Linked DNA regions of Homo sapiens: region 1 is linked to region 2. Evidence: chromatin loops called from intact Hi-C (ENCODE). Cell type or tissue: pancreas. All regions are shown on one strand. Each heading gives the region's core, and the rest is flanking DNA. Links, peaks and the distances in the headings are about the cores only. Region 1 overlaps FAM53B (family with sequence similarity 53 member B). Region 2 overlaps LHPP (phospholysine phosphohistidine inorganic pyrophosphate phosphatase).

Evidence for each region. A loop is a pair of places that touch in the nucleus more often than their neighbours do. Peaks named below come from ENCODE experiments on the same cell type or tissue, not always from the same donor. Only the 100,000 strongest peaks of a DNase experiment are listed, where the experiment ranks them.
Region 1: it touches region 2 in a loop (2.2-fold over the local background); 107 of 110 quality-filtered maps call a loop at or near these places.

Annotation. Positions count from the first base shown.
Region 1 is chr10:124,730,453-124,740,599 of GRCh38, forward strand. The region is part of intron 1 of FAM53B (family with sequence similarity 53 member B); the gene reads right to left. Among named protein-coding and RNA genes, the nearest start is that of FAM53B, 8.9 kb to the right of the region's middle. RefSeq lists enhancers at 2,413-2,955, 3,021-3,100. In pancreas, for the core only: no CTCF peak of the experiment used is centred there; a DNase peak (open chromatin) is centred at 6,239; H3K27ac peaks cover 2,222 bases.
Region 2 is chr10:124,533,981-124,544,127 of GRCh38, forward strand. All of the region lies in intron 6 of LHPP (phospholysine phosphohistidine inorganic pyrophosphate phosphatase), which reads left to right. Among named protein-coding and RNA genes, the nearest start is that of LHPP, 77 kb to the left of the region's middle. RefSeq lists enhancers at 1-179, 5,857-6,357. In pancreas, for the core only: a CTCF peak has its summit at 6,347 (motif pointing right); DNase peaks (open chromatin) are centred at 3,961, 6,301 and 9,307.

The DNA.
Region 1 (10,147 bases), core at 1,296-9,295, 200 kb after region 2:
GCAGACATTTCTCCATCACTTCAGAGTCAACAAACTAATTTTCAATTCTGTGTTTTGGGAGCAGGAAGGTCCAGTGTCTTTTCTTTCAGCAGAATACCTCCTCTGCACTTTTGGTTCTCCCAGATTTGGATTCTCCCCACACTGGGACACAGTCTCGTGTGCTCCTACCTGATGGAACACTCTGCAATGACAGCAACGTTCTGGGTCTGTGCTGTCCAACGTGAGAGGTGACCACCGCATGCAGCTATTAAGCATGTGACACGTGGCTAGTGCAACCAAAGAACTGAAGTCTTCGTTTCATTTAGATTTAATTTAAATTGCCACATGAGGCTACAGCTAACATACTGAACAGCCCAGGTCCGGAGTGCAGAGTATTCATGTGGAGAAGAGGTCAGCACATTTTTTTTTCTGTAAAGGGCCAGGCAATAAATATTTTAGGCTTTGTAGACCCTGTGGTCTATAAATTCTGCTGCTGTGGTGTGAAGGTAGCCACAGACATTACCTACACAAACGGATGTGGCTGTGTCCCAATAAAACTTTATTTACAAATGTAGGCAGTGGGCCAGATTTAGTCACCAGGCTATAGTTTGCCAATCCTAAAGTTGGGAGTTCAAACGCCAGAACTACTGCCCATGAGCTAAATGACCTTGGGCACTTTACCTCACAGAACCCTATATTCTTCATCTATAAAAAGGGAATAATAACAGCACTCACTTCTCAGGGTGGTTATATGAATTAACGGCGAAGCCTAACGCACAGTGGCATTCAAAAAGTACTTGTTGGGTGAATGAAAACGGGAAAGAACTGGGTGCTTGGACTCGCACTATCCTGTTTATTCCTCCTGCTCTGTTAAGTAGGCACTATTATTCCCAGTCCACAGATGAGAAAATCACAGCTCAGAGAAGTGAAGTGGCTGAACCGAAGTCAAAAGCCATCAAGTGGCAGCACTAGAACCCAGGGATCCTTTTCACTGGTTCTGTGCCCTACTCTTTCTTCTCTCAGGCTTTTCTAACTGACATCAGCCCTACCCAACATTCTGCCCAACTGTCTGGGCTCATCTGTACTGCCTTGTACTATAAGAGGCTCCATTTATAAAGGAAATTATTAAGACACACAAAATCAACCTTTTTTTTTTTTTTAAGGAATCTAAGACGTTGAGCTCTACTAGTTCCTGTTCCAGACACTGTTCTGGAGCCCATCCCACCACCTACTGGTGGGGTTCCACTTCACTGGAACACCTCTCACAAGGCGGCTCCCTTCTAGCGTGCGGGATTCCAGTGAGGTGTGGCATGCTAGACTGCCACATGAAGTTTTGGCTGTGGCCCTTCCCCGCATCACCTCCAAAACTGTAAAATGCTTCCCCGACCTTGGAGACGGGGACCAGAGAGATGCTCCCTGCAGTTCTTCCCAGAGGTGTGGGGGCCTTCACATGGGCTGACGCAGCTCAAACATGAACTGAACGATGGCTTGTTTCTTCCTGCATTTGGCATGAAGACCCAGCTCCCTCCCAAGTCTTCTCCCTATCTCCTCCTGCCTATCTCCTCCTCCATGTCTGCCAGGATCAGCCCTGAGCAGAGGAGAGGGCAACCTGGGATTGCTGTCTTCTCTTCCAGGGCCCTAAGACACCAGTGGCTGTGACCACCATGCTGGCTCCAGTAGCAATCAGGGGGTAGGACAAAAATTGAGCCAAAGCTAAATCAGAGATGAGCAGCCAGCCACACAGGGAACAAGTGCCTGGGCTCCAGCTCTCGCCTGTGCCTACACTCAGGGCTAAAAATTCAGCCCTGTCTCCAACAGCGCCCAAAGCCTGGCCAGGCCAATGGCTGCCTCCCATAAGGGATTCTACCCTGGTTCCCCCAGGTTCCACTATCCACCCAGAAACCGGGCAGGATCAGCCACGCTCAGTCGTCGTCTTACAAGTGCAGGGGAAGGGCTTGGCCAGGCAGGAAGCTGGCAGACCCAGGGAGCTCCTCAGGTGAGCAGACGGACACCACCCTGGCCACGCTCCTCCATGGCAGAGGAGCACGCCACCACGCCATGTCTCAGAACAATGACTTCCTGAAATCATGTGTAACATATAAGGACTCACCTGAACCTCACACATGCTTTTAAAAATTGTTTTTTGGCCAGGGGCAGTGGCTCACACCTGTAATCCCAGCACTTTGGGAGGCCCAGGCGGGGGCATCACCTGAGGTCCGGAGTTCAAGACCAGTCTGGCCAACATGGTGAAACCCCGTCTCTACTAAAAATACAAAAATTAGCTGGGCATAGTGGCACACGCCCATAGTCCCAGCTACTTGGGAGGCTGAGGTTGCACTGAGCAGAGATCACGCCACTGCTGCACTCCAGCCTGGGTGACAGAGTGAGACTCCATCACAAAAAAAAAAAAAAATCTTTTTTTCCCCAAAGCAAGTTAGAACTCATTTACCTGTGGACTATCACGTACTCTCCTGAGCCCAAGGTGTCTGATCTCCTCTCTGCTCCTACTTCTGGTCATAACGCTCTTTCACTCCAGTTTGCTGCTCAACTTTTGGCCTATGCGGACGCAGCCAGGCCAGATCCTCTTTTACTTTCTTTTCTAACAGGTGAAGGCATGTGCTAACCTCCCCGGGAATGAGATGAACAGAGAGGTTTACTGTTAAAATCAAAACCATCTGTGGCTAACTTACTCACTTTCTTCTTCCCTTAGGAGTAAATGCAGATGAGCAAAACCCTACCAGCCTTGGAAAACACACCCCCCAAAGCTAAGATGGGCTGCTAACTGCAGTTCCGCCTCCACCTCTGCACAGGTTCAGTATTTTTCTTAATTCTCCTCTTCTGGGCCCAGGTCACATGCCACACAGTCAACGGGGCCTGGAATCTGGGCTGGCATCTGAGGGCGGTGGAGGCCTCAGGCGCACTGGCCGCCAAGAGTCAGGTGACTCAGGCCCGCCATTCTCGAGTGTCTGTGTCAGCAGCTTCCCCCTGCCTTTGAGAACACTAGTGAGAACAGGCTATGACAGAGCCCAGGGGGCACCGAAGCTCCCTCTTCCATCGCACCAACACGGTTAGGTGCCTGTTTTTCCCTTTAAAGAAAAAAAAAAGGTAGTTTTACACTGAATCAGACTGTTTCAACTCACACAACGCCAGAACTTTGACTTCTTTAGTTCCAGCGCAGCACAGACAAGAAGTTCTGGAAGCTCTTGGGAATCCCAAGGGCGCCTGCTAAATGCGAGAGTTTTGTCTAAAAATAAACAAAGACCACATCACTCTGGCCAAGGCGGCACTTGATGAAAATTCTCAGAGGCTAGTCTCATGCTTCTCCAGGAAGGTCACTCCAAGGTCAAAAGGCTGGGCCCCTGGGCAGTGTCACCCCGAAGGTGGGCTTTCTCCCAGCCCTTCGCCCTTCCCTTTACTGCCATCCTGACCTAGATCAGCTCCGCTCCCCTCTGAAATCTACACTCGTCTCACTCAGGCTCCAGGTCTCCCAGATTCCCTGACACAGTCCCATGGTGCTGTGACTGGGGACACCTGCTCTCCTGGTCTCGAATGTCTCCTCCTCCCCGTTCTTCATCTGTCTAAACTCCTGCTCATTCTTCAAGACTCAGGTCAGCTGTCACCCCCTCCAGGAAGCCTTCCCTGCCCTCCTCTCTTCAGCTCAGTTAGAGAGACTTTCTATGACTTCCAGAGGACGGTGTAACTCACCAGTACCTTGTGTAAACACACTTTCATTCATTTATTACACTGTGTCTAGCACATAGTAGAACCTCAATAAAAACCTGCAGTCTGACTGTCCATAATACGAGCTATGAGCTCCCTAAAATCAGACATTCGGTAGATCCATCTCTGAATTCCTCAGGGCCTGACGACTTGTCTGACACACATAGTAGCTGTTACTCCACATTGATTGAACTGCACTGAGCCTGGGGGCCACCACCATGGCAGGTATGTTTTGTGCTCATCACAGGAACAGTGACACACCCAAGGAGGACACAGTGGGTGAGGATGACACGCTCCACCTGGCAGATGAGTTCTGTCACATCCATGAGACCAGAGGCAGCCGAGACACCTCAGAGACCTCCCTTATGCAGCCCTCGCTCACAAAGCTTCAGGATCTCATTGTCCTAGCAGGTCTGCTTCAAGGCCACCCATGCCCAGCCACCTTGGTGGGTCCTCTGGAAAGGACGCTCTAGGGCCAGCACCAGAGGGGAGGGGCTGTCACAGTCTGGAGTCAGGGCCCCCTCCCAGAACCTAGTGAACAGCATGAGTCTTCACACTCCATACAAAGGGGTGTCCCTCAAAGCTACCCAAAGTGCAGCAGGAAATCTCATGAGTCAAGACTGTCCATCCTGTTCACCCCACAGGATGCCAGCCAGCCCCAGACTCATGAGGCGCGATGCTCACCAGACCCAGGGAATAGGCGTGTCAGGAGTCAGAGGCCTGCACCAACAGAAGCCAAGCGGCACAGCCTGGACCCTTCCCTCTGTCCTCCAAGCCAAGGGCTCCTTTCAAAGCTTCAGCAAGCTTAGATGAGCTCTTGCTCCTGCAGACTGAGGTCAGGTTCAGGTGGCAAAGGGATCTAGAAGCAGCCGGAATCACACCGCAGGCCGAGCTGGGGGCAGGCGCTCCAGCTGCAACCACATAACCCGCACCCGGAAGACGCTGACTCCAGGTGTCCAAGGCAGCTCCCCCAACGTGAGAGGAAGAACAAAAAACAAAGATGCCCACTGCAAAGCACCTAAAGAGAATCCAGAAGGTGGTAAGTGGGCCCCTCACTCTCAGTCTAGGTAGGTATGCAGCCATTAATTCCTTGGTTTCCAAAGAATTCATTCACAGAAGTGTCGGTGGCAGCAGAGCCAAGACGGTGAGGCCACATCATGACCCATACATGCATTTAACGTTCTATGCTTAGGAGCAAAAGTAAATCACTTTTGGTAAAAAAAGATTTCGTTTCCTAGAGAGAAAACTTAGATTTCACCAGTCTCAACTCTTGGTAACAGACACACTGCAAACTAAACTGTAATGCATACTTTCAACTTTTCCTCCCGAAAAAAACCCTACGCTATCTGAGAGAGGAAGATGCTGGAGGAGAAAAGGCTCTATCCGCCCCAGCCTGACCCGTCCAGCCAAGCCCAACTCCAGTTGAAGTCCCCTCTGCTCTGTCCTGTATCTTGTCATCACTGACTGACCTCCTCAGGGCAACCTGCCTGACTCATGTCCTTCCAGCCTCCCTTCAGTCCTCGCAACAGCACGCGCTTGCCACAGGCTGCGTGAGATACTCACTAATGTCTGGTGGGCTCTAAGTGTCCTCAGGTGTGGTCTCACTCAGGGCCCCGAACCTATGGGCTGGCTGGGGGTGCTGTCAGCACTGCCATACTCCAGAAGAAGGAATGGGGGCCAGAGAGACAGTCGCCTGCTCAAAGGCACATGGCATGGCGGGCAAAGGGCAGACCTAGGATTTGAACCCAGGCTTCTGATTCCAAAGCTGAATGCTACTTTTGCCCTCGATGATACAGAATTGGGTTTCACCTAGACTCTGCCCAAAGTTCCTCTGTGACGCCAAACAGTCCCATTCTTCCTGCAGCCACAAGAAGCACCTAGGTGGCATGCAGCCGACCATGGGCTTTGCAGCAGAACCCCTGCCTGCCCAGTCACACTCATCTCCTACCTGGCACTGCTCTGCAAGGCACTACGCCCATTGCAAGGGGCTTCTCAAACAAGCTCTAAACTGATCTTCCTAAAAACGCTGGGTGGCAGGACCAGCAAGGTGAGAAATCAGAGGCCCAGTGAGGGTTACAGGGCAAATTAGGTCCAGCAAGTAGGCAGTCTGTGCCCACTACCTTCCAGCCAGGAAACTGAATCGTTTGACTGCCAAAGGGATTACAGGGGAGAGCGGTTCCTACGGCCCGGTCCCCAGGATCATGCCACAGAGGGGCTTCCCCGCATCCTGCACTCCTTCTGGAGACTCAAAACCACAGACCTCTTTTCCCCCGGGCTCAGGAGCCAGGCTCCTTCTCCTCACCCAGATCATGGAGACACCCAGCTGCAGAGAACTTAGTCTTTCCACTTCCAAACATGCAGAGAAGCTGCTCCCAGCCAGCGGACAGAACCTCCCTCTGCTCCCAGGCCCATGGCCAAGGCCAATGCCAGAGCAAGGGGAATTCCAGGCAGGGCCGAGGCCTCTCCCAGCTGGGCTTTGTCTGTCAGGGTGCTTCAGGCTTCAGCCAGAGGGCAGCCTGGGAGGGAGGGTGGCCTCCACGGGGTGGGGGCAGGCAGCAGCAACTGGAACCTGCATAAGCCGCCTCTCCTGCACAAGGCACAGTCCAGCTGCCAGGACACACAGCGGCCCCAGACAGGACCTGTACAAACCCAGCTATCCAGGAGCTCGAGGGCCCACCCACGCCCCCTCCTAGAAGCTGCAGCATGGCACCCAGGCAGGAGTTGCCAGGGAACGCCCACTGGGCAATGCACGTGTCTTACAGCAGGAACTCTCCTCCCCTGGTGAGCACTGGATGGAAAAGCAGCAGGGTGTGGTAGAAAGAATACAGGGCTGAGGTCAGCTGGGCCAAGTTCAAATCCCAACCTGGGGTGAGTGATTTCTGCAGGCAGCATGTCTTCAGCAATGAAATCGGGCTAGTCCCTGAGCCACAGGTTGTGCTGAGGATTAAATGAACTAATGAAGCAAAGTGCCCGGCTCCACACTGGACACCCAGCAGATGTCCAATCAATGTCTGCTAAATGAATGTGGAAATTGCAGCCCTGAGAAAAATAGCAATTCTCCTCTTCTCCCTTCACTCGGCCCAAACCCAACTCCCCACAGGGGGAAGAGCCCTTATTCACTACTCACCACCACCACAACACAGCCGGGCAGACTGACACACTTTTGGCAAAGAGGCCAAAACCTTTTTCAGCAAGCTCACCTTTACAAGGTTTCAGCACCTTCCATTGGGACTGGGGGGTGGGGACGGGGGATGGGTAGCATGTTTCACTTGGCTAATGAACTCTGTGAGCAATGATCAAGTTCACCTGCTGGTCTACGCTAAAGCAGGCTGTCTTGCAAGCAGGAATTAAGGTTCCACGTCATGAGAACACAGCAGTAGGGCAGGGACTCAGGAGACAGAGTCTGCACCTTTGACAACTGGCTACGGGACCCTGGGAGAGTCACCTCACCTCTTAAGGATCGGACTTCTCTTCCAGAAGGTTACATCAGCAGGCCCAAGAAGCTCTCACTCTCCAAGCCCCCTGGCCATTCTAAACACAATTCTATGAAATGTAATCCTGAGTATGTTCACAGGAAGACAGGCTCTGAGCTGACAGAGTGACATTCACTGCAAACCTGGGTGAAAAAGACTCACCACTCACTGGGAGTTGCCAGGATATGCCCTGGAACCTAACTGCATCTTTCCTCCCCTGAGCCCCAGGGGCACACGGTATGCCAAATCCCCAGAAAGAACAAGACCACTAGGACTGTGGGGAGGCAGGGCCTGCATGAGAACTGCCCTGAAACCACAGCCTGAGTAAAATCTGCCCCCTTCAATCTGGAAAGAAGGTGGTTCAAAGGGACTGTGCTGAATCTTGGCCCAGCAGAAACAGAAATGACCTCGATGATGCCCACAGCAGACACTTCCCCTAGGGATGGGTGCCCTTCAGATGCCACTTCACCAAGACAGAGCAGCAGCAGCAGCAGCAGCAAATGCCAATAGGTTTGCTCCGCTCCCGAATACGAAAGCCCCCAATCTCCTGCTAAGGAATAGGGAAACTAAGGAACCGACCCGTAGGTATGCATGGGGTCTATTACAGCCCTCACTCCTCAGTCTTGGATGCACAAGAGAATCGACTCAGGAACTTTAAAGATACCAATGCTGGGTTGCTGCCCCCCTCTCCAAGATTGTGATGTAATTGGGCCTGAATGCAGCCTGGGCATCTGGATTTTTTTTTTTTTCCAACCTTCCCAGGTGACTCTAATGTGCAGCCAATATTCAGAACCATTACTTTACTCTAGCTTCTAGAAGTTCAGAGCACAGGGGCCCCAGCACGCTCCTACAAACTCTTCAGGGGCAGAAAGGACAGCATGCCTGGCCAGGCAGGCCTTGCTAGAGATGGGTCTCCTTATTCTTCCTTCAAAACACACGCACACTCACACCCCCCCGAGAAGCAACCTGCAAAGAACCATCTGTCTGAGACAGAATGCAGGGCCGCTGCCCAGCCCTGGCTGGGGCGTACCAAGTTCAGTCACACTGGAGGATATACAATTGTGTTCAGTTACTTGATTACTTTAGGCACGTAAACAAAATATGATATTGTACAGACCTGGAGTGGCAACCACCACATCATAATTTACTTTGAGACATCTGAATTACAAATGCAAAAAGAAAAAAAAGTTGGAAACACTTTTAAGAATCTCTCTGAATGGAAAATGGAATCTGAATAAATGGTGGTGTTTCCAGTGGGCTGCCAGGTTTACTTCCTGTTTCCCCCAGAAGGTCACTGGAAATGTTTTCTTGTGAATCTGCCTTTTCTGAGATTGAAGCAAAACATCTCAGCCTCCCAAACTATGGCACTCACTGCCTTTGGTCCTACAGTACATACAGATTCCAATCACTCCAAAAAACAAAAAAAAAAAAACAAAAAACAAAAAAACACACAGCCATAGCAGAGGGGAGAGGAGGGGAAAAGGCAGTTAAAAGTTCTAGGTTTCTCTGTGGTGTTAACAAGACTAAACAAAATTTCTGCTTTGAGATAAAACAGAACCCAGTGCCTCTATCATATGAACACACAGCAGGGCATATGGAAAGCAACCAGGCTCTGAAGGAATAGAGCTCCTTCCTGGCTTTCTGCCTTCCGGCTATGTGGCCTTGGGCCAGTTACTTGGCCTCTCTGAGCCTCAGCTGTAACTGCAGGTTTGCTTTGAGAATTAGAGAGTGTATACAAAGCCCAGGGCCCAGGGTGGGCCTTCAACAACCAGTGGGTGCTGCCATTATTCTTTGAACAATCTGCACCCATTTCAGCTAAATCCTTGGGAATCATATTATACTAGCGCAGGGGAAGAATCTGTTTCTTTGTTTAACAAGAGAACAAAAAGAGTGAGTGGAGAAGTCAGGAGTTAGCCTGCCACTGCGTTCTGAGGTCAAATGGGCTGTTTACGAACATGATTTGCTTTCACCCTCCTGAGACTGGCACCGTGAAAAAAGTCCTTCCCGAGACTTACAGATGCCCAAGAGGCAATGTGGTCTCCATGATAGTCCAGCGTGGTCTGGCCAAGCTGTCCCCCATCCCCCATGCAAAAGCCAGCTTCCCCGTGCAGCCCCCACAGCAGGAGAGACGGAGAACCATTAAAGCGGGGGTGCCTGTCACACTCCTCTGTAACCCCTGACGTGATGTGAAATTCTACAAGGTAGACCCTTTGAAATGCAAAATCTTCCAGAGTCCTTCAAACGTGTTTTTATTTTCTCGGGTTCCTAAGGCTGCTTTCAGATCCACCCATCAGCATTTCCCCCTCTCAATCAACCCACATTTAACAAAAAAACAAACAAACAAAAAAAACGACAAGAAAAACCCAAGGACGTCTCTATTTTTCAGAAAAGCTCAAGTATCTCCAATCACTGTGAGGGGAAAGAAAATAAAATCTTCAGCTCCAGCCTCCTCGCATCACTCCAAGACACCCAGAAGCCAAGTTTCCTCTGGAAGATTTCCTCCCATCCTAGCCAGCACAGCACTCTGTTGCTCAGGATCTCAGAGAACTTTCTTAGATAAGAATCCGAGTTCTCCCTGACCTAAGTTCGGTGAGGTTAAGACAGGCACCACCAAAACCACAACCCGCAATACACGAAGCCCAAATCTTGCCCCAAAACGCTGTGCACAGGAGGTTTGGATTAAGCATCAAAGAAGTTACCTTAAAACAAAGTTGTTTGGCAAAGAAAAATACTTCACTGTAAGAAGAACCCTAGGGAACGGTAAATTGCTTTTGAATATGGACTTTTCAGTGGCGCAGTCATTAATCATGTTAATGTAAACTGCGCTACAACAAAAATTTTCTAAGCAAGTCTCAGGGTACATCAGCATATCTAAGCCTCTGGGTTTGTTTCCAAAGTTCACATCCAGGCAGGCAATGAAACTGCTGTTAATGGGGTCAGCTATTACAGTGCCGTCCCCAACCTTGAGCCATAAT
Region 2 (10,147 bases), core at 1,394-9,393:
GCCCTGGTCGATGCCCTGCCCATGCAGGCTCTAACGGCAGAGTTTGGGGATTGGGGCGGGGGATGCAGGGGGCCTGGGGTGGGGAGCTTGGGGGCAGTGGGCCAGGCAAAGCAGAGCCCTTTGCTGTGTTGGAAACCCCTCAGAGGCCCTAGGCGTGATAAGTGAGTGTGACGCAGGAGAGTCTCTCTGCATGGGCCACCCACAATTGCAGAGAAGACGCCCTGCATGTCATAGGCTTGGCGGCCCATGCCGGGAATTTGGCATGGCCGTCTTTCCTCCGGTGCTGGGGAGCTCAGCAGCTGGAGGCAGATGCTGGATTGTCTTTCTCTACCGCAGCAGGGCAGGTAGCTTGTCTTTTAGTTTGTTTTGTTAGTCTCCTGTATCTGTGACTCTGCAGAGAGCCAACGGCAGGAAGAGGGCAGCACCGGCACGTCGGAGGCCGAGGACGGCTTAGACGGGAGGTCCGGAGGCTCTCAGCCTGACCAGCCCTGGCCTAGGGCCGGGGAAAGGCCTGGGCTTTGGGGTCAAGGGCAGGGGATGAGATCTCAGACCCACGACCTAACCATTGACCTGCCTGGGCCACTTCACCCCTGCATGCTTCCTTCCCTGTCTGTAAAAGCGGATCACGTGAGGGGCCTTGCAGGAAGCTCTGAGGCCCAGTGAGGCCCCCGGGAGACAGGCGAGACCGCTGTGAGCGCCCGTCCTTCCCGCCCGGTGCCTGGCAGGTTCCTATGCGCTCTCGGGGCTTCGGGCTGGGGCCCTGCTGCGGCGAGGGGGGTGCTCCCCAGGCTGGCGCTGTCGGTGGTGTGGCTTTGGCTGACACGAGGTGGAGAGGATCTTGTTGACCTGACCGTATAAAGTAGCAGTGAGGCCTTACAAGTAGTTCTAGGCCTGGAAAGGAAAGGGAAAGAAAGAGCAATGGAATCTGGTATTTTCTCAGGTGTCCTGGACTCCATCTGAAAGATTTCGCCATGGGAAACATTCCTTCCTGGGTCCTCGGCGCCTATTGTTACAGCACGCAGGCACCCGGGCTGTGGCCTAGGGGTGAAACCTCTCTCGATTGTGTGGCCATAGGTGGTTACTTAACTTCTCTGTGCCTCAGCGTTGCCACTGTGTGTGGCGATAGCAACATGTCTTCTTCCTAAGGTTGTTGGGAAAACACTGATCGCAACAGTGACAGATGCAGGACCCACTCCACCAGAAATTGTTCCATGAGCTTGTTTACCCACCAGACGCCTGTATGAGAGAGAACTGACATCGTCCTCACTTTGCAGAGAGGTTAAGTAACTTGCCTAAGGTCACACAGCCTTTGAACCCTGGGAGTCGAACTCCGTCATCTATGCTCTGAACCACTCTGCCACATGTGGTGGTTACTGTCAGTTCCATTTGTTTCCACACAGCTTTAAGTTAGTCCTGTGGTTTGCTTTTATTTTATTTTTAAGACATGGTCTTGCTCTGTCACCCAGGCTGGAGTGCAGTGGTGCAATCATAGCTCACTGCAGCCTCGACTTCTGATGAGATTCTCGCATCTCAGCCTCCCAAGTAGCCGGGACTATAGGCACATGCCACAATGCCTGGCTAATTAAAAAAACATTTTTTTTTTTTTTGTAGAGACAAAGCTGTTGCTATGTTGCCCAAGCTGGTCTTAAACTCCTGGCCTCAAGTGATTCTCCCACATCGGGATCCCAAAGTGCTGGAATTAGCTTGGCGTGAGCCGCCATGCCTGGCCTAGTCTGGTGGGTGTTTAAACCTTGCTGGCCTTTAGGGGTGCATGCTGTGAAGACCTGTGGGCCAGAGGCCAGGTATCAGGAGGAGACACTCAGGCCTGTTGAATCAGCTCAGTGCCACAGGGCTGCAAGAGCAGCTGCTTCAGGCTCCTCAGGCCGTGGGCCCCTGAGCACCAGTTCTGCTCTGCTCCCTCAGGGGAACTGGGGAGATCAAGGTGGGGCCCCTGGACCTCCCCTAATTCAGCCAGAGAAGCTCTCATCTCTTCCGGGGTCCCAGGCAGGATTCCCCTGGGCTGGGGTGGGAGGTTCTGCTGCTTTAAAACCACTGGAAAGGCTTGAGAACCAGTGATCTTCTGCCCTGTTACAGACGCGGAAGCCGGGGTGGAGCAGGCCTGTAAGGTGGGGGCTGGGGCCGGCACTGGGTCCCCGGGCTTTTCCACCCCTGCCGCGTGTGCGTGCAGACTGGCCCTGCGGTCCATGGGCTTGGGCCTGCCTTTTGGCTTGCTCCCGAGTATTTTGCCCAGAGGCCTTGTGGCTTTCAGGGATGCTGTCTGGGGCTGGAAGTCAGTCCTTGTTTTGTCCTGGCAGTAGTCAGCAGGAGGGAGAAGAAGGGGTTAACCTGTCTGGAACCAGGAAAGAGGAAGCGGTAGTGTTCCCGCATGCAGTCCCAAATAGACTCCTGCTCCTGCTCCGAGGCCACCCCAGCCAGGCTGGATGGAAGCTCCCCGGCTGGGCCATTGTTCCGGCCCCTCTCCCTCCACCCTGAGAAAGCCCCCAGCCCGGTGGGTCAGGGCAGGACATGGACAGGCCAAGGCTTTGGGCTCCAGGGAGGCCAAGCTGCTGGGGCCCAGAGACCCTGCTGTGTATCCCAGAGCCAGAGAAGAACCTCCCTGAGGGCTCTGTGAGCCAGAGGGCTGGGGGATGTCAAGAGACAGGCAGGGCAGGGCTGCAAGGTTAGAGTGAGGGGAGGGGTACCTGGTGCCATTTTGGAAGGGACCCCTGAAGGCAGGAAGCAGGACAGACCCCCCGCCATTGGCAGAAGACCTCTGGAATCCTGAGATACTTAAATTCCCTGCGGCAGCTCCAAGCCTAGGGAACCAGACAGATCGGGGAGGATTGGCTAGAACAGTGCATCCTGGTGGGTCGTGTTGGAAGCTCTCTGAGGTCCCTCTGCTGCTGAGAGATGAAGGAATGGAGCCCTGGCTCTGCTGTGGGATGCCAGGCTGCCCAGGCTCCCCGACCTCTCCAGCAACAAAAATCATAAACACAGCATATGTAATATATAAATAATAAAAGTAACAGCCATCTTTTCAGAATAATCTAGCACTTAGAATGTGCTAGGGAACATACAAGCACTTTTCTCCTTATTTACAGTAAGCCTTAAGGTAAATTTCATCATCTCCAGATTTTAAGTAAAGAATTTGAGAATCAGAGACATTCACAGCAACCTGGTGCACCCGGAGCCTGGCTGACCCCAGCACCGCTGCTGGCGGCCCCACCTCACTCGCCCAGTCTCCCTGCTTCCCCAGCCACCGTCCAGCTACCTCGAGAGATCCTGGGAGCATGGTGATTGTGGGGTGCATGGGGGCCCGTGAGCTGTTGGGGGTGTCAGGGTTCTGCCCGTGAGATCCTCCTTGTTGCCAGACATGAGGACCTGGACTGGCAGCTGTGGGTGGCCTCATGAATCAGGGATCAGAGATAGCGGGCAGCAGGCGGGCCCAGCCCGGAGCAAGCTGTGCCATTGGCGATGCGGGGAGGCTGGCCCCATCGAAGGCTGGTGGGACTGGTGGAGACTCCTGTCCACTGCTCAGCACTAGGCCTGCAGCAGACACCATGAGCCCCAAACTTCCCAAAGCCCTTCCCCAGTCCCACAAGATGGTGTCTGCGGACCGTGCTCGTGAGAGATGGCAGCCAGGCAGTCCCCACAGGGCACCCATTTTCAGCTGCCCCCGCTTCTCAGACAAGGAAACTGAGGCCAGAAAGCCAGGTGGCCCAGGAGCTGGCTTCCCCATTTCCTGCTCCTGTGGGCCCCACTGCAGTGCCCATGGGCCGGGCTGATATTACCCGAGACTTCGGAGCTCTCACGGGTGCGAGTAATTTAGGCTGCATGGACACAAGCTGCTGGCTTGAGTCGCCCCGTTATGAATGTGTGTGGGTCTGTGCCCCTTTCATGTGCTGCCACAGGGCCCACGAGTGTGCTGAAAGGGAAGGACACGGCCAAGGGGCCATGGTGGACAGGAGACCTTCTTGGGGGTTCGGTGGTGTCCTTGACCCCACTCTGACTGAGCACTGCCCCAAGGCACTGCCATTCCAGGCCCCCTTCCCTGAGCCTCCCACCCCAGGCCCACCCACCTGCTGGGTCCTCCCACCTGCGGGGCCCGCCATGCGGGGTCACCATGCGAGTCTCACCATGCAGGGTCACCACACGAGTCTCACCATGCAGGGTCACCACGCGAGTCTCACCATGCAGGGTCACCATGCGGGGTCACCATGTGGGGTCACCATGCGGGGCTCACCATGTGGGGCTTCAGGAGCTTGCTGAGCACCCTCCCCACCCACGGTCACTCTCCCTGGGGTCTGTAAGCCTCCCTGGGCCTGAGCAGCTCCCAGCCTTGCTGCTGCCTTTCCACTTCCTGGCAGTGAGGTCTCCTGGGTGCCTTCTCTCAGCCCTTTGGGATGTTTTTTGTGAGGAAGGGAGGCTTTGATGCTGTGGAGCATCTGTAGTGCCCACTCCAGTGGCTTCACAGGAGCAGCAGGCTGTTTGTTCTGAGCTGTTCCACCTTGTGCCTGCCAGAGGGGAGATAGTGGACAGGCCTCCCTCCCCCCAAGTGGTGGGGTGGACCCCCTGCCCGCTGTGGCCCCATACCTGGGGGCCACACACCACTGCCCTGGGCCGTGCAGCTGCTATGAAGAGTGTGCTGCTGAGACCCTGGAAGAGACGGAGGATGAAATTGTGTTGCCAGATAGTCCATTTGTTGTTCTGAGACTCGCATGCCTGGGAGAATCCTGGGAATTAACTAGCTCCTTCTCTCCCATCCCATTTTACAGAAAAGTGAGACCCAAGGTGGTTTCTGACTTGCCCAGAGGTCATAACTGCTTGGACAGTCATGGTCCTCAGAGCCCACGTTTGCTGACCAGTGCAGGCTCTCACAGCCACTCAGCTCCTGCAGCCGTGGCGTGGCAGAGGAGGGAAGCACTTCCTGGGATTTATGCTGCCTCCCTGACATTTCAAGGCCCTTCATTTCTCTAAATATTGGAGGAGTTGAATTATTTTTAGTTGAGCCTCAAGGGATCAGAGAATAAGCTTGCAGCAACGTTGGCAGATGGGCTTCTTCTAGCAGAGAGTGGTTATTCGGGGCCTCTTATTGAGAGAATCGGGTGATTTGAGGAAATCTGGGGTGTCCTGAGGCATACCAGAGGACCCCCAAGTTTTTCCTGTGGCTCGTCTGCCATCAGGAAACCAAAATGACTCCCCTCGTCCTGAGCTCTCCAGGGTGTGGACCTGGAATGCTTAAGGGGAGGCAATGGCATATCTTTAAGATGAGCACAGCTCCGGAGCCACTCGAGCACCCAAGGCCACGTCCTGCTCAGGGCACTTCGGGCCTCAGTTTCCTTATCTTTAAAATGGACAGAGTTGGCCGGGTGAGGTGGCCCTGCCTGTAATCCCAGCACTTTGGGAGGCCAAGGCTGGCAGATTGCTTGAGCCCAGGAGTTTGAAGCCAGCCTGGGCAACATGGCGAAACCCCATCTCTACTACAAGTACAAAAATTTGGCCGGGCATGGTGGCTCATGCTTGTAATCCCAGCACTTTGGGAGGCCAAGGAGAGCGGATCACTTGAGGCCAGAAGCTCGAGACCGCCTCTACTAAAAATACAAAAATTAGCCAGGCGTGGTGGCTCACGCCTGTAATCTCAGCTACTCGGGTGGCTGAGGCAGGAGAATCACTTGAACCTGGGAAGTAGAGGTTGCAGTGAGCTGAGATCGTGCCACTGCACTCTAGCCTGGGCGACAGAGCAAAACCCTGTCTCAAAAAAAAAAAAAAAAATTAGTCAGGCATGGTGGCACACACCTGTAGTCCCAGCTACTCAGGAGGCTGAGGTGGGAGGATTGTTTGAGCCCAGAAGGTTGAGGCTGCATTGAGCTGAGATTGCACCACTGCACTCCAGCCTGGGCGACAGAGCGAGACCCTGTCTCAAAAAAATAAAATAGACATAATAAGAGTACCTACCACCTACGGCTGGGGAGACCAGAATGAGATATCCTGCCAAAAGCACTCACCGCACTTCCTGGCACACAGCAAGGGTTCAGCAGTTACCCGCTTCTGCTCATTTTCTTGGTGTTCTCATCAGTATGATTATTTAGGGAAACTTGGGTCCCCAGATAACCGTGGGGAGGGGAGGGTTTACCTGCAGGTGCCCTGGCCCAGCCGTTCATGCAGCGCCGTGCTGTTTCTGTGTCTGTGCGCTTCGGTGGAGATGCTGTGGGTGGGTGGGCAGGTGTGCCTTGTGCTGTGGCCTCCCGAGACAAGGAGGGCTCCCACCTAAGCAGGGTCCTGCAGCCCAGGCACATAGCCCTGCCCTGGCCCTCCAGGTCCACACGGCTGTGGGTTCCCACCAGGGGGCGGCAGGGACTTGCGGCCGGGGACCCAGCCTGGTTTCTCCCGCTTTGCTTCGTGGCCAGGCTAGGGCCAGGGGGGCTGCGCAGGATGGGGCCTTTTCACCACTGCCTGGAGCCGCTCGCCCACCAACCCCACTGACGGCTCTCAGTTTCCCTTTCCCCGAGCGCCCTTCACCCTGAGGCACAGCACAGCCTCGTGCTCCTGGCCCCACTGGCCTGCTCCCTTAAGCTGAGTTTTGCCTTTGCAGTTTGAGTGACATTTTTGCTGGGGATCCGGGGCTGCTCGGGGTGGCCTCGCACACCCCTGCACTTTGGCTGCCTGGAACGTGGCTTGGGGTTCACGGTGCTCCATGGTTTGACTCACAGGCAGGGTTCCAGCAGCAGCAGAGAGAAAGAGCATCTTCTCCAGCCGGCCCTACAGAGGCCCCGGGACCCCAAAGGCTGCACTGAGGTGGCCACCAAAACCAGGGGGCAGAGTCCTCCTAAGTTCTGGCCCTAGATCTAGGCTCCAGATCTCCCGGGAGTTGGATCCAGAGGAACCTGGGCTCACTTCTTTAGCAGGTTCTGGACACACGATGCCTTTAGGGGCTCAAGAAAATGTTTAATTTATTTTAAAATTAGAAGGAAAATATCTCTGGAACATTTAGGGCCAAAGAAAATGTTTTAATGTTTTTTCTCACTTTAGAAATAATAATTCAAAAATCCATTAAATTATTTAACAGCTTTTTTAATGGAGGAAGGGGCCCCCCAAATCACAAAGTGGCCCTGGGCCCTGGGATGGCCGGAGGAGAGCCTGCCATACCCACGCAGTGTGCCTGAGTCCTGGAGTGCGATGTATTCTGAGCCACCCAGAATGGTGAGTCACCAAGAGGCAGCTTGGAGGTGGGCCGCTGCCCCTGCACACTGTGCTTGGGGGACACAGCCGACACGACCAGCCTGCAGTACCAGGATAGACAATTTGGGCTGGAGCCAAACTTGATCAGAGGGAGGCTGACTTTATCGAGGGCTGCTTTGTGGCGGGCGTTCATTGTGGAAAGAGCCCAGGAAGGAGCTCTCTGCCTTGCAAGAACATTGCCTGTGGCTCAAAATGGCCACATGGGATGCAGTTCCTGAGGTGGCAGAAGAGCCAGCCTCTGCTAGCCCCAGACCTAACGGAGTTGCGGCTCATGGCCACCCTGAGGAATTCCACCTGGGCGTTTGGTGTCCCTAGCATATCTCGAATGGCAGGCTGAGGCTCGAAAGTCTCATGCCTGTCTGCAGGACCCCCGCGTGAGCCTGGGACCACCCGTGGGGACAGTGTGTGTCTAGGCAAATGCCTTGGGCACTCGAGGGGGCACTGAGGCCCTGGAGGGCTTCTGTGGGTGGGAGTTCCCATGACGTCATCCCTCAGTACAAGCTACGAGGGCTTCTTAGAACACGCTGGACACTGGGGAGGGCTCTAATGGTATTTGCACAAATTTGCAATGTTGGAGACCAGAGTGGAGTGGGCTGGGCGGGCCAGGCCCCGGCCCAGATGGGGTGACCTTTCCTTCACCCCTACTTCCCCACTGCAAGGGTGCTGCCTCCCCAGCTCCTACCTGGGGAGATGCTGACATCTGGTCATTCGCAGAGTGCCCTGTGCCCACATGCTGTCCCTGTCCAGACATGAAACGGACAGCAGGAGGGGGCTTTGAGGGGTCTCTCCTGAGACACCTCTCCAGCTGAGGCTCCTGGAGTTGGAAGCCCCTGCAGACTCGGTGGCTGCCTCACCAAAGGCTCCATCTGCATTTGCCCCCATGACCTTCCCACTGTGCCTGGGACCGCAGTTAGAGCTGACCAGCACCTGGGGCAGTCTGGGGTCTGGGGCTGGCGTTCGGGCCAGCATGGAACACAGATGCCTTCAGTGGCTCTGGTGGGCACGGGGCTTGCACAGATCGGACTGTGACCCCAGGCTGTGGGACTCAGCCACCAAGCGCCTTCACTTATTTACTGACCTTGAAGTTATCCAGCACTTATGTGTTTACAGATACCTGCACAACAGCCAGAGAGGTACGAATACATCTCCACCTACAGGTGAGGGCACAGAGAGGTTAGGACCCACCTGAGGGGATGCAGCCAGCAGGTGGGACTTGGGCCCTGGCAGTCTGTTTCCAGCCTGTGTGCTCAGGTCCAGGGTCTCCCTGGGACTGGAGAGGGCGCTGGGGGAATGGAGCCGCCTCCTGCATCAGAGCTTCTCCTGCTCCAGTTCAGCCTGCAGCTCTCCTGCATCCCCAGGTGGGGACCAGAGAGAGGGGCAGGCTGGTACCAGCCTGGGGGAGGGGGCAGTTACCAGAAGACCTTGGTCCCCATCCCAGCCCTGTGCACCCTGGGGCCCAGCCAGGCTGGAGGCCCATTTTTCCCAGAAGCCCACCTCTCTGCCTCCTTCCAGGGGCTCACCCCGCCCTGCTGCCTCTTCTTGATCGCCTCCTTGCCCCTACTCTCCCCTCTGCCCTCTCGCCTCCCCTCACGTTCATGGGGTTTTGTGGACGCGCCTGCCTGCCTTTCATCAGTGGTGTCCAGCCGTCTCCCTGACCGAGGCTGAGGGTCCTGCACATCTAGGCCCCGTCACGGTCGTTCTCCCCGGTCCCTGCCTGCCCATGGCTCTTGCCACAGTGGGGATGCAGCAGCTCTGGGTTGAGTGTCTGTCGTTGCCCCTGCACTGCGTGTGCCCTGTGAGTGGGGGCTGCTGTGCCACACCTCACTGCCACCCATGCCCATCTCAGGGTGTGGGCCCAGCGGGTCCTCAGGCTGTACCTGTCAGGGGGCTGGATACCTGGACAGGGCCTTGTCCGAGGGTTGACTGGGAGAGAAAATGCCCCCGTTCCAGCTCGGGCAGTACAAGCCTTCATCCTCCCAGACTCCACCTCCCTGGCTGCTCCTTCCTGTATGGCCCCCACAGGGGTTGGCAGGGCGCACTCCCCAGAGGGACAGGAGTTTGTGGCCAACCTGAGGGTAGACACTGCCTGTCCTCCAGACCCCTAGACACCCCCGGTCGGCCCAGGTGCGGGGTCTGCCCGCATCCCACAGCCATCTTTCCAGCGAGGACAGTGCAGGCGCAGGTGGCTGTACCGTGGCTGCGGTGATGTGCTGACTGGGAACGGCAGAGGTGCCCTGGGAAGGCGGAGGTCTGGGAGCCCCACAAGGGCTGAGCCTTGGGGCCTCAAAACAGGGAGTCTTCTCTGGGCTCAGGGCCTTTCTGGAGATGGGACTTCTAGGTTGCCAGGGCCACTAGCCGTGAGGAGTTCAGCTGCCCATGGTGGCGGCGGCTGGGCTGTATCTTGCACTTCTCAGCTGTGTGGAGGGGTCCGTGGGGCCTGTCTGGGCCCAGCACAGCAGCGCACAGAAAAGCCACTTTATATATTTGGGATTCTATTAATCCTTCTAGTTTGTACATTTTTTATGGCACCTTCAATTTTTTTCTTTTAAAAATTAATATATTTTTTTTTCTGATAATATAAGAAATGCATGCCTTCTTTGGAAAATACAGAAAATCACAAAGAAAATAATCCACAATCCCACCTTCCAAAAGGAACCACAGTTAGCATTTTGTTCAGCCTGTTTTTTAAAAAACAAACAAACAAAAAATGCATACTAAAAGCAACGATTTATAAACTGTGGTTGTAGAGTTAAGCTCATACCCAGAGTTGCCGGCATCTCACCAGTTCCTCTCCTGGGACAGTGATTGTGCCTTCCCAGAGCTGCCGCACCCTGGCCTCGCAGCCAAGCCTGGTGACAGCAGTGGGGTGACCCTGCGAGGCCCCTCGGATGGCTGATGCTGAGAGCCC